Linked DNA regions of Homo sapiens: all the other regions are linked to region 3. The links are chromatin contacts, found by Hi-C or POLR2A ChIA-PET in ENCODE. All regions are on one chromosome and are shown on one strand. The core of a region is the stretch at or near the end of the contact, and the rest is flanking DNA. Distances in the headings are between cores, read along the strand shown.

Region 1 (4,576 bases), core at 1,696-4,195, 99 kb before region 3:
GGGTCAAATGAATGCTTACGTTTGTCAAATCATATCAAATTATACACTTATGATCTGTACATTTTACTGTATATGAGTTGTACTTCAAATTAGAATGAGGGTGGGGAGGGATGGAAAGAAGTTTCCCATGTTCTGGCATGAACAATCATTTACCTACAAAAAGAATCAGAACTCTCTTCAGAAGGATCGGGTGGGAGAGGCTGTCTCAAGAACTGCCAGCCACTTAGCCTGTTAATGAATAGCCCTCAGCAGGTTTGACTTTCTGTTCCTCATCTGATCCCCTTACGCATCTCTGGCTTTTATTATATGCCACCTCACATCCTTTTTGATAATGGGAAGAATTTAAGTTATCAATAAATTCAATTTTTATGCCATTCCAACCAAATCTTCCTCTATGTGGTAATGATCTCATGGTCATTGGGATCATTGACCTTACAGGTGGTGATCATTTTCTGAAGTGTAGGTCTGTTTATTGGAACTATAAAGAGTTTGGGACCACCAACTATGGCCTCTTTTGCAAGAGAAGAGTTCTGTTTTCAGAATCAACTTCCTATTTATTTTTCCCCAGGAATCTCCTTGTGGTTACTTTTCTTCAGAATTCTAATTGTTACCACAAAGTGAACAATTAAGGAAAAAATGCAAAAGAGATCGAGACATAATTTTAGAGTAAAGCAATACTGCTATCTTTTAGAGTTGGAAGATATTTTAAAACAACTACTATCTCAGTACATTTTAAAGGGAAATAGTTTTTCTGTGATTTCCTACAGTGACTTTAGAATAATAATAATGTCAAAGTACTAAAAAATTGCTTTGGGGTAATTAATAACCATGTCAAAATCTGCTTTTCTTGTTTCTATGTATAAACGGGTTGTACCTCATAAAAAATAATTTATATGGCCCTCCTTTCCAATGAGACTACTGTTCAAGTTGTTCCCTTTCAGAACAAAAGAGACAACTAAGAAAAAATCAGTTTTACCAGCAAAATGTCTTGGGATTCTTTCTGTGGTTCATCTTGCCCTCTGATGTTTCTAGGATATATTTTCATTCTAAGAATAGAAATTCAGATATTTTGCAGCATAGAATCTAGAGGCAAAAAGGCACAATTGGCACACTGTAACTTTTTACATTTTCTTATGTATTATTATTTTAAAATCCAATACAAAAAGTGATGGTGGTAGGTGGAAAGACCATTGAACTCAGAGTGAAAAAAAAAAAAGCCTCTGTGTTTTGCAATATGCTAGCTGAGTGACCTTATCTAAGGTGAGGAATTGAAAATCTATGGTGATGGTGGGAGCAAATGGTAGACAGAATTTGAGATTACTTAGGAATTAAGTGAGCTGGGTTCAAGTCACAGTCCTGCTACTAGATGAGAATGTTACATCAAAGAGGTATTATTTTTTGTTTTTGTTTTTTCTTTTCTCTGGAGTCTTCGTTTCCTCTGTGGTTAAATTAAGGGATCATTCTGGGTAATCTCCAGGGCTCCATCCAGCCCCATAATTCTGTACAGAGTTCCATTCATGGGTAGTCTTGCTCAATATTTATTTGTAGAATATAAACAATTTTAAATCACACAAGAAAATCTCGACATAAAGAAGTAAACTTGGCTGGGCTTGTGGGCTCACTCCTGTAATCCCAGCACTTTGGGAGGCTGAAGCGGGTGGATCTCGAGGTCAGGAGTTCAAGACCAGCCTGGCCAAAATAGTGAAACCCGTCTTTACTAAAATACAAAAAATTAGCCAGGCATGGTGGTGTGCCCCTGAAATCCCAGCTACTTGGGAGGCTGAGGCAGGGGAATCGCTTGAACCTGGGAGGTGCAGGTTGCAGTGAGCTGAGGTCGCACTACTGTAATCCAGCCTGGTGACAGAGCGAGACTCCGTCAAAAAGAAAATAAAAAGAAGTAAACTTATTTGCCTCTTTCTACAATTGGTACCTTTCTACAACAGAATGACTTTTTAAATTTCCAAAGTAATGGCCATTTATCGGCCAAGAAGTGAAATTAATAAAAAAGTAAATGGTTTGGCACATCCTCTCCTTTCCTGGTACTCAACCTCTTTTAACTGCAGTGAAGTCTCATTTGCTTAGGGAGTAGGAGATCAGCCTTACGGTTCCCAACTGCCTATTGGGTCAAGGCCATTTAAAAGGCAGATGGCAGCCAAGGCAAACAATTCAATACTCCTCAAGCATACTTTTCATTTGAAGTATTAGCCAGATTTCTTGTTTTCTTTCCAATGGACTTTCACAAAATCTGATTCTGATTACTAATTGATGAGAGACTATTGAGGTTTGGCCTTTGTTTCTCAGCCTTGCTCCTGACTGTCCAATCTACTGTTGTAAAGCATGCCATTTCACATTCTTGAAATTTTATTCTCTTCTATCTGTAAAATGAGTGGCAGTTCTCTAGTCCCCAGGAATGATTCATTCATCCTGGTGTGTTGACTCTCACATCATTATTTACTATCTATACAAATAAAAGGATTCAAAGAGAAATTACGTATTGCACAAATAATAAACTTGAAAAATTAATAAACAAAAACATGTAGCTGAGAACATCTGTTTACATTTCTCTTTGGGGCCTTAATAAAGAAGCAAGAAAATAAATAAGAATTATAAATTATTTCCGTCATAACTTCAACAGTAGGTGGCAATAAAAAAAACCTATATTTTCTAAAACTTGTGTATCCTATAGTATTTGTTGAATCTCCACCTCTTGGTCCTGGAATCATAGAGCCCTTTTTCCCTTATGTGAAATTAACATTGTTGAATCCAAATACACTGTGTGGGCAGGGGTCTTGTTCCTGTACCTTGCAAAGTTACTGAGGCCAAGCTCTGTGTTTGGACAAAACTAACAATACTTTCTAGAATTTTAAAACCCCTGACTACTTACGGTTGTGTTCTAAACATAGCATTCACACCAACCTGCTGTGGAAAGCACACAAAGTTCTTGGCAAAGCTGGATTTGCAGGAGTTGGAACAGCAGTGTGGTTTATCAGCAGGTTGAAAGAAAGAGACTTGACGATTGTGCTCTGCTTCTCACTCCTTCCCCAGGAATGTCTTTGTTATGACCCTGTGGGTTATGGCAAATGTAATTTCTGTCACCAGAGAAAAGGAAAGCAAGGAAAGGTGCCAGGAAAGAGAGACGGACATTTTTTAAAAATACCTATTATGAACCAGGCTCTGTGCTAGATAATGGAGACACAAAGGTGAATTATGGACACGTTTGCAACTTTGAATTGAATTATGGACAGGTTTGCAACTTTGACTCTGATGGAGGAGGCATATGTGTTCATAACAATTACAAGAGGGTGTGATACGTTTTATTAGAGCTGGAAGGTGACTTCGTTTTGTTCTCCCAATCATATTGAAGGGAAAACCCCATAGCACAGCCGTTAAAACCATGAGCTGCAAGCTCAAATTGACATGAAGCTTTAATACCAGCTCTGTCACTGGCTACATGTGTGCCTTTTCATAATTACTACTATTATCAAATCCCTCTTGAGTTTCAGTATCTTTATCTGTAGCACAGGGTTGGGGTGGAGAAGGGTGTAGCAATGGGGGATTATCATAAGAACTAAACCAAATAATACAGGCAGATATGTACTTAGGGCTTAGAAGACAGTAAGACTTAATAAAAATTATTTTCTCCTTTCATTATCCTTCCCATTTCACCAGTGAAAAATCAGGCCCAGGTATCTGTGCCTTGCCTAGGTTTGCAGGAGCTGATGAGAACAAAGGCAAAACTTGAACTCACATCTGATATGGAGCTCAATGCCTTTCCCTGGGCACAAGAGATGAAATTGTTGAAGCGACTCTGTCATGTTGTATGACCAGAGAGATGCACTGCTGTGTTCCAATGTTTTCCCTCTCCACATTTATCACTGACATTTGAAACTTCTTCTTTTCCTCACTTTGGAGATTACAGACGTTCCTAAATATCACAGACTGTCTTCCATTGACTCTCTTTTAAATCTGCTCACAGAAGAGCAAGATTTAAGTTTGTCCCTACCCTAAGGAAGGCCTAGTGAATCAGAGAATAACACGTTTTTTTCCTTCCATCCACATTCCATATGCCAAGAGATCCAGCATGTGAAATCCCATTGAAAATTCGCTTTCTCAGTCATTCAATAATCCAAATAGCTTTTTTTTCAGTATTTGTTTATGTGACAGGCACTGTATTAAAGGTTAGGGTTATAGCTGGAAAAGATAAAATCCTTGCCCTCAGAGAGCTTATATTCTGTTAAGGAAGTAAAAAATAAACATGGAAGCAAATAAATATATTCTGTATTTTTAAGCAGTAAAAAGTGCTGTAAAGAAAATAAGGCAAGGTAGTAAGATGAAGGGTGAGGGCCGGGCATGGTGTCCCATGCCTGTAATCCCAACACTTTGGGAGGCCAAGGCAGGTGGATCATTTGAGGTTAGGAGTTCCAGACTAGCCTGGCCAGCATGCTAAAATTTCATCTCTACTAAAAATACAAAATTAACCAGGTGTGGTGATGCATGTCTGTAATTCCAGTTATTCTGGAAACTGAGGCAGGAGAATCGCTGGAACCCAGGAGGCAGAGGTTGCAGTGAGCCAAGA
Region 2 (4,806 bases), core at 1,092-3,591, 66 kb before region 3:
CACACAGTTGGACCTTTTCCACACTTTCTGATTTGGGAAATGTCTAGAGAAGTTCCTTTGCATGCTCAGGAATGCACTGACTGAAGAAACAGCACACTTACTGCTGGCAAGACTCTGAAATAATGGGTATCGTGGCATGGTTTGGGAAAGTTGCTTGCCATGGAATGTGTGGTTCAGGCAAATCGTTTATCATAACTTGCAACCCCTGTTCACCTTCCAACTGTCCCTTAATCAGACCTGTTTGTCCAGAATAGTGGTAAAGTGGTGGTTTGGAACCAGACAGTCCTAGTCTCAAATAAGACACACTGCATTTCAGAATATCAGTCTGTCTATGTGTGGAGTGAGGAAAATAGTCCATCAAGGTTATAATACATATAAATCTTCTTGTTCATAGTTGATTTTCAATAAATATTACCCATTGTCATAAACTTCTAATGGAAACAGTACAAGAATGAAATCATAGTTCTCTTATCCATTTCCTTTGGGTGACCGTTTATGTTTTCTCTAATAAATTGCCAGAAAATCCCATTTTTAAAAAATGACAGACGGTCTGTTCTTTTGTAAATCACTGGTTATGAAGACTGAGTCAATTGGCTGCCTTACTCTTCTCTCCTCATTGTCCCAGAAAAGAGATGCCTATGTTTTCAGCCCCAGTGGATTCCCAAATCTCAGGCCCCCAACCCCCAAAAATAAAACAAAGACAAAGACATGAAATGTATAACCAAGAATGTTTAGAAATCCTTCTTTCAAAATCATTGCTAATGACTTGATAATTACTCCAAGGGTTTGTCAAGCATGCATCACATGTGTTCACATTTGGGAACTGATTATTTCAAAATCATCTTATTTTGCTTTAGTGTTTCAGCTCCTTCAGATGTCTGCTGAAGATTTACTGAAGAAATACAAATTGGTGGCATGTTGATTAGTCAATTATGTTACATACTAGCCATTCATATGAAGAGTGTGAAGGAAGAGTGTGGCAGGAAGATTTCCTCAAACAATACTCAGAAATGTGGAAGGTTTAATATAGTGATACTAAGGCCACAGTTCACTGTATCTTTGAATAGCACTCCTTAAAATACAATGCTCTCTCACATGTCATTCATGATTCCACTAGTGCTAATAATTACACTGTGATGGAGTTATTATCAGCACTGTCTTAAAGGTCAATAACTGAGCCACCAGAAATCTCATATGCATGTTATCTAATGAGTGGCAGATCCTGCACTTAAACTCATGTAAAGTTAAAACATGCATACTCACTAAGAACCAGGGGCTTTTCATATGATATTTATTCCTCAAGGCAACCATACAAGAAGGGTGACATTTTCTTAGATTTTGGAAAACTAAGACACTTGCCCTCAATATATATCTCTTGTCTGAAAGTACTTAGGTAAAAGGAGCATTCGGCGAACGGATGGATAACAAGGTATCTCACCTAATCAAATAAAGAGTGAAAAAGTTAAATATATCAAATATAGGAGTGGAGTTGAGCCCCATGAAGAGCTGAGTATAGGAACTTGAATAATGCCAAGATGTTCTCTGGCTCATTTCCACATCTTATTCTGATAACTTCATTTTCTCTCAGTGAGGTTAGGCTTTCTCCATGTGGTGGGTGTCAGTATCCCTAAGTCTCCTATGCCTCAGCTTCACCACTAAAAATGAGAACCTTTATTTTTTTCCCCTCAGATCCTTTAGTAAAAATCTAGGCGAATAACCTATTTGCTCAATTTGGTATAGGTGCCTAATAATGGACAAATTAATTGTGATCAGTGGGACAGGGCCATCTGGGAACATAGTGAGTTACTCTATCTATGACCACATCATTGGAGTGGGTAAAGGAAGGGGTGTTCTATTCTGAGAAGAATGGGAAAACTCTAGGTAGGTAAAACAACAAATATCTGTCTCAAGACTGTAATGTATCAGCCTGATCTTCTGCCTTATGGATCATAAGCCTCTTGAATCACAATTCCCATATTTATCAAAGGTGGATGAAGCCTGTTATTTAAAGAAAGTAAAGGTAAGGGGGAAAGGGGAAGGGGAGCAAGAGAGCTGGGTCATGTTACATGTACGGCCATCTATATGTTTACAACAATTTATTTTATGGAAGAGGAAACTGAGGCTCAGAAAAGTAACTTGTACAGAATTATAGAGCTATTAAGTGACAGAAGCAAGATCTGAACCCAAGTTGACTGTCTCCAGAGCCCATATCCATAACCACTAGCCCCAAAAACCTCTCAACAAAAATGGAGAACAAGAAACCACTAGACAGAACAGGGAAGAGAAGCTGTTTTTTCAAGGCCATCCAGAGACTGATGTGCAATGGCCAAGCAACAGGGATTATAGAGGGCTCTGCTCTTGGCCAACTGTGTGATCTTGCACAAGTGCTTGACCTCCCTTAGCCTGTTTCCTCATTATCAAGAAAACAGATGGGACAGGCTCAAACATTCCTAGAGTCTGTTATGCCATACAGTCAACTGCATCAAAAACCCCAGGGAGGTGGCTTCGATTCCTATTCTTTTTCTAAAACATAGTCCTTCTAGGTGAACTGGAGACTATGTGCTGAGATTCTTCCCAGGTTTGCCTCCCCAGCTGCATGTGGCACACACGAGGCATGGTTAGATGATCTATTTTCTATGTATGTTTGTAGCCAGTTGTTCAGCTCCACTGTGATAAAATCATGAATCATTGTTACTGGATCTCAGTGAAGCAAATATGATGAGGCAGGAAAAATTTCTCAGAACACATACCCCAGAGAGACTACAAATGAACCATTGCGTTATTGTCTTTTTTCAAATCATGAGATCATTCTGATTCTTTCACACTTTTTCATGACACACACTCTTTCATTCCCCAACTTATACACACCCCAAGTTCGGTCCTTGTCTTCCTACCCAAACTCTTAACTCAGGACAAACTTTGACTCAAATGCAGACCCTAATGTGTGATACCTAGCCCATCTAGCCAGTAAGGTGAGGGCCAGAGCTGGCTACAAAAAGACAATCTTAATGAATCCTCTGCTGAATAGGAAATGTGCTCTGTTTGTGAAGCTAATTAACTGAATTCATTTAATTGAAAGATGGTGCGAGAATTCTGTTTTCTTTCAGAAAAGGCTGAAGGAATTGAAGAGAAAAATCCTCACCCAATAGCATGCCCCTGACTATATGTCACTGGGAAGTCACAGCAAATGCTCTGAAGGTACTGAATATATGTTTCCAATTGCTTTTTAGCTTTGTAATTACAAGGATCTAAAAAACCTTGATTTGACTTTTTAATAACTTATGGTGAAACCCCATTGCCAGCACAAGCAAAGCAATTTCCACTATGCCTGTGGGACAGAATAGATCATGAAAGAGTAGTAGGATGGGAAAGTGGTTTATTTCCTCTCTTCTCCAGTATTCTATTTTGTCACTCATTTTCATTTCCTATTTTTAAATGCTAGCTAGTGAGCATCCAATTCTGTGTGCAGGGATTGTTTTCTGATTTCAAAGCCCTACAAGGCCAAACTCAAACAGGAACGGGGACTTATTTCAGCTAAGCTCTGGAGAGCATGGAAATGCAAGAGATTTTTGTTTTCCTCATTGCATGTGTATTATTTATCATTCTCTGCTATTTCAGTGAATTTTAAGGACAAGGTAATGTGTTGATTCTGTCTTTCACCATTACTCAAATACCATTCAGGGGTGTTAATTTTGTTTCTTTTTTAATTATCTTTGTGTAGGGTTTGTTTTTGCTGCTGTTGTTTCTTGTTTGCTTGCTTATTTGTTTGTTTGTTTTTCTAATTTAATCCTCCCGAAGTTTTTTTTTTAAATGATAGCTCAAGTTTGTTTGTATTCACCTAAAAATAATCTAGAGCCCTTCAATAACTTCTTGGTCTACTACTGACAGTTTACTTCAAGAGGCAGCATATACAATGAACTTTCAGTCCTGACACCCAAAACACTCATAGCTAATAATGAAACCCATGAGGTCTGCAGGGAGAGAAAAGCTATTGGGTTTGTTCCCAGTTTTTCTCACTCAGAGTTGTCCCACTTTCCTATGTTGGGGCTCTCTGGAATACAATTCAGAAGTTTGGAAGACATGTCTTTCAATCCCTAAATGGAGCATTGAACTCAACCCAGCCCAGCTTAAGCCACAAAGAGCTTCAACCTTCAGCAGCTGTGGGTTTCCCCTGCTCTTATACCAAGGTGCTGTGAGCAATCAGCCAGCTATTCTACCTCCAGACCTGGGTGGAACTGAGAACAAAAGAAGTGCTTAACAGGGCTGTGCCGCCAACATGCCAAACGCCCAAACTTCCCCCAATACATGGCCATTACACGCTTCTATTCTCAGGAGAAGATAATATAAACCAAATACTACATGAACATCACCCGAAAAGATGCAAAGTCCAGATCAAGGGTAGGAATGCTCATGAGAGCAACAATCATAGAGGATAACAGAGGTCATACCTGATGTCATCTGAGAGGAGAGATGTTACTCCTATTCTTACTACGGTCCATTCAAGGGCATTTTGATGGGTATATACCTGATATAATGCAGAAGCATGAAAGGAGCCCCACATGCAGCAAAATTGAAAAGAAAGAGAGGAAAAAGAAAAGGAGAAAAAGAAACAGGAAAATTGGAAGGGGTGGACAATCCCACTTACCCAGGTAATAATTTAGGACCTTTATAATTCCACTGGAAATGTATTCCTTCTGATTTTCAGTCTCCTTGGAGAGGTGAGCCTAAGGCCTCTTGCGGAAGGTGTTAATGACTGACTCTTGTGAAAGTTTTTAATGATTGGAAGCAATGTTAGGAGTTTCCTGG
Region 3 (4,438 bases), core at 1,542-4,041:
ATCTTTAAGGCTTAGCAGACCTGTTTTGGGTCAGACTCACAAAAAGAGATAACAAAGTACAGAACAAATAAATCCTTTAAGATCAGTGAGGAACAGGCCGGGTACAGTGGCGGCTCACACCTGTAATCCCAGCACTTTGGGAGGCCGAGGCGGGTGGATCACCTGAAGTCAGAAGTTTGAGACCAGCCTGACCAACATGGCGAAACCCCGTCTCTACCAAAAATACGAAAAAAAAAAAATTGTATTTTCTATCAAAAATACAAAAAAATTAGCCAGGCATGGTGGCACATGTCTGTAATCCCAGCTACTCGGGAAGCTGAGGTAGGAGAATTGCTTGAACCTGGCAGTTGAAGGTTGCAGCGAGTTGAGATTGCTCCACTGCACTCCAGCCTAGGCAACACAGTGAGACTCTGTCTCAAAAAAAAAAAAAAAAAAAAAAATCATTGAGGAAGTAAAAAGGTGTCCACACTAAGAAGCCCTTAAATATCAAGAACAGAGCTGAAGAAAAATAAAAGACAGATACAGAAAGGAAAGGTGGGTGAATATAATTAAAATCAAATTGCAAAGGAACATAGGTAGTAGCATCAGTGAGGTGAAGATCAGGAGATTTATATCCACGTCTTAGGTCAGATTCTCTAGGAAGTGGAATCTGAGATGGTTGTGAGCAGGAAGTTTGGGGAGAATCCTCTAGGGATCTACATCTGCAAGGGGTAAGGAACAAAGGATTGGAAGGAGGAAGAAGTCAAACTGTGATGCAGGTCCTACAAAGACTTCAGCTAATCTCAAGAGAAGCTGTAATACAAGATGGTCCTTCAGAGATATCCATCCAGGTCTTGTCTCTCTGCACCAGTGGGTCATGGGATGCTAGCTGCGTTAAGCATATAACCTTGGTAAGGAGGACAATTTCTGTGAAGAACCATCAGAAGAAAAGACTCCTGGCAGCTGGGTGATCAAATGCCTAAGTACTGAAGTGGGAATGTGGAGACCACATCATAACTTTCATTACACAGGGCCACAATTTTCTGAAAAGTGTCCAACATCCCAAAAACATAATTCTAATAAGACCTCTTCCCACAACCACACATCTAAGAAATGGCACCTTTAAGAAGTCTCCACTCAACAATTCTGAGTGATTTTCTATCCCCATCCATTCTTTGATGCAGTGGGTATTTTCACTTTGTAGAGAAAAGGAAAAAATATTTTCTAGTACAGCATCCTCCCTAGTAGGGCAGCTCAACAAGTTTATATTAACACTACCCCCAAAACTTGTTACAGATCAATTAATCTCAAGTTAAAATGATCATTTCTTGCTAGTATCCTCTGATAGTTCATTAATTGATATCAAATAATGCTACTTGTTGCTTTTAATCTCTGGTTTTTCCATGATGGTCTGCTTACCTTCTACATTGGAATAACTTCAAGGAAAGAGGGCTAATAATTGAAAACAGATATTTGTGGGTCTCTCTCCAGATGGACTAAACCTGACTCAATGAGGAAGAAGCACAGCAACCCATTCTTTATGTTTTGGGATATTTTTATGGATATAAATGTTCAAGAACTACTATTACAAGTTCTCTAATCTTCCCTAGTTTGAGTCAAATCATCTGGGAGTCATGGGCTCACAGCTCTTCACATTAGCCTCAGTAGCTCTTTTTTTATTTAATTGCACTTTGGTGAGATGCCAGCAGCCAATACTGAGGTGTATTATATAAACTTCACTGAATAACTTGTGTCTGTGTTTACTGTTGAGATTATGTGTATGACAATATATGGTATCCTGTCTGTAAAGACTTGGGAGAAAATTCTGATCTCATAATCAGATAGAATTGTTCATCTCTTCAGCAACTAGATAGATTTAACACTATAAGTAGTGTGACTCACTCACCTCTAGTGTTTCCTTCTTCTCATTGGCTAGCAGAAACTTACAAGTTTTTGGCATACCTCTAGAAAATATGCGTGACTTCATTGTGTGATTTTTGTGTCCTGACTCACTTTTACTTTCACTGAAATTTCCTGAGTCTTTTTTTAAATCATTTATTTGCTATTTCATATGTATTTTATTAAATGATTTTTTAAATCCCTTCTGGAACAAGCCTGGGTATAAATAGTCAACTGTATTCTAATTATTAACACGTACCAGACATTCAACAAGTTCAGTCCATCAGTGAAATACCTTAAAAGCAAAGACGTAGCCCCCGCCAGTGTATTATAGATGCTTTTGCAGGGAACTGTGTGAAGAAATTCTAGCAATGTTGTAAGCAATTAATTGGATAGGATTTCAACTTTTGACACCAATAACCGGTCTAACAACATTCTGTGACTTGGCATATCAGTGAACATAGGAGAAAATAATAGGGCTTGTGCATTTCCAAAGAACTATTGAGGAAGGAATTCAGAAAATATCCCACAATTTTAATTATCCTTTCTTTTCATTAATCTTCCTCGCTTATGCATGCATAAGCATACAAATAATATAAAAATTATAGAACCCCCGGATTTCATTTAAATCTTTCTGGCCCTTCGGACATTTACACAGTGCAAATTCCCTCTTTTCACCCAGTCATGCATTATACTTTGCTATAGGATGAGGAAATTCTTAATAAATGTCATCATGATTTAGTTCACTTTGGGCAAGTAAGGTTAAATTTAAAATATTTAGAAGTTTGAAGTTATTACATTACAGATGAGTTTGTATTTCTTACTATTTATTAACTGTAAGAGTATACTAGAATAAGTGTTAGATGTTGCCTATGACTATATAAAGTATCTGAGTCAACCAGAAATGAGCTCACACTTCTAATAACTTAGGCATGAATGAGTGAATCATAAAAAAGCCCCCCGTTCCTTTTATTGAAATAATCCTGGGAAAGATGGAAACAGCACAGGCCTCTGCTTCTGATAACAGATATGGGAAGGAAATATGGTACAGCCCTGGAAAATCTTTGGGCTGTTAGAATTAGCTTTCTTTTTTTTTAAACTTATTTTTTATTATTATTATTATCATTATACTTCAAGTTCTAGGGTACATGTGCACAACGTGCAGTTTTGTTACATATGTATACATGTGCCATGTTGGTGTGCTGCACCCATTAACTTGTCATTTACATTAGTTATATCTCCTAATGCTATCCCTCCTCCCTACCCCCACCCCACGACAGGCCCCACTGTGTGATGTTCCCTGCCCTGTGTCCAACTGTTCTCATTGTTCAATTCCCACCTATGAGTGAGAACATGCGGTGTTTGGTTTTTTGTCCTTGCGATAGTTTGCTCAGAATGATGGTTTCCAGCTTCATCCATGTCCCTACAAAGGACATGAACTCATCCTTTTTTATGGCTGCATAGTATTCCATGGTGTATATGTGCCACATTTTCTTAATCCAGTATATCACTGATGGACATTTGGGTTGGTTCCAAGTCTTTGCTATTGTGAATAGTGCCACAATAAACATACGTGTGCATGTGTCTTTATAGCAGCATGATTTATAATCCTTTGGGTATAGACCAATGGAACAGAACAGAGCCCTCAGAAATAATACCACACATCTGCAACCAACTGATCTTTGACAAAACTGACAAAAACAAGAAATGAGGAAAGAATTCCCTATTTAATAAATGGTGCTGGGAAAACTGGCTAGCCATAGGTAGAAAGCTGAAACTGGATCCCTTCCTTACACCTTATACAAAAATTAATTCAAGTTGGATTAAAGACTTAAATGTTAGACCTAAAACCATAAAAACCCTAGAAGAAAACCCAGGCAATACCATTCAGGACATAGGCATGGGCAAGGACTTCATGACTAAAACACCAGAAGCAATGGCAACAAAAGCCATCATTGACAAATGGGATCTAATTAAACTAAAGAGCTTCTGCACAGCAAAAGAAACTACCATCAGAGTGAACAGGCAACCTACAGAATGGGAGAAAATTTTTGCATTCTACCCATCTGACAAAGGGCTAATATCCAGAATCTACAAAGACCTTAAACAAATTTACAAGAAAAAATCAACCCCACCAAGAAGTGGGTGAAGGATATGAAAAAACACTTCTCAAAAGAAGACATTTATGCAGCCAATAGACACATGAAAAAATGCTCATCATCACTGGCCATCAGAGAAATGCAAATCAAAACCACAATGAGATACCATCTCATACCAGTTAGAATTAGCTTTCTATAGAGACAGCTGGTAACACATAGCACATTAGTTAAGCAGGCTCTGGCATTAGATTGTTAGGGGTTAAACTCTAGCCCTAATGTTTATTAAGTGGTCAGTACTGGGATATTTGACTTAGTCTTTCTGTGCCTCAGTCTCTTTCTATAAAGTAAGAATAGTAATACTACCTATCTCACAGAATTGTTTTGAGGATTAAATAGGTTGATCTATAAAGAGCCCTTGGACCTAGAAAATAATAAAATTTTAATAAATATTGAATGTTAAA

The links. A loop is a pair of places that touch in the nucleus more often than their neighbours do. ChIA-PET counts read pairs that join two places held with the same protein, here RNA polymerase II (POLR2A). Pooled maps may share reads with other maps.
Region 1: a loop to region 3 is called in a map of PC-9, with 15 times the contacts of the local background. The contact joins two enhancer-like sites. A Hi-C loop is called at or near these places in 3 of 168 maps with a recorded cell type or tissue (PC-9, astrocyte of the cerebellum and endothelial cell of hepatic sinusoid) and 1 of 50 pooled maps. POLR2A ChIA-PET finds 5 or more read pairs at or near these places in 2 of 52 experiments (OCI-LY7 and activated T-cell).
Region 2: a map of left ventricle myocardium inferior shows a loop between it and region 3 (8-fold over the local background). The contact joins two enhancer-like sites. A Hi-C loop is called at or near these places in 4 of 168 maps with a recorded cell type or tissue (CD8-positive, alpha-beta T cell, OCI-LY7, PC-9 and 1 more) and 3 of 50 pooled maps.

Annotation. Positions count from the first base shown.
Region 1 is chr3:30,438,091-30,442,666 of GRCh38, forward strand. The region is part of intron 4 of LOC101927995 (a long non-coding RNA gene); the gene reads left to right. It overlaps LOC105377013 (a long non-coding RNA gene), which reads right to left. Exons shown (of 4, transcript XR_940683.2): 3 at 2,917-3,064. Among named protein-coding and RNA genes, the nearest start is that of LINC01985, 78 kb to the right of the region's middle. RefSeq lists a silencer at 2,887-3,181. Within about 2 kb of position 2,946, at least 10 of the 41 ENCODE cell types and tissues checked have a DNase peak (open chromatin) inside an H3K27ac peak, as active enhancers do.
Region 2 is chr3:30,471,175-30,475,980 of GRCh38, forward strand. No RefSeq gene overlaps it. Among named protein-coding and RNA genes, the nearest start is that of LINC01985, 45 kb to the right of the region's middle. Within about 2 kb of position 2,342, at least 6 of the 41 ENCODE cell types and tissues checked have a DNase peak (open chromatin) inside an H3K27ac peak, as active enhancers do.
Region 3 is chr3:30,537,165-30,541,602 of GRCh38, forward strand. No RefSeq gene overlaps it. Among named protein-coding and RNA genes, the nearest start is that of LINC01985, 21 kb to the left of the region's middle. Within about 2 kb of position 2,792, at least 5 of the 41 ENCODE cell types and tissues checked have a DNase peak (open chromatin) inside an H3K27ac peak, as active enhancers do.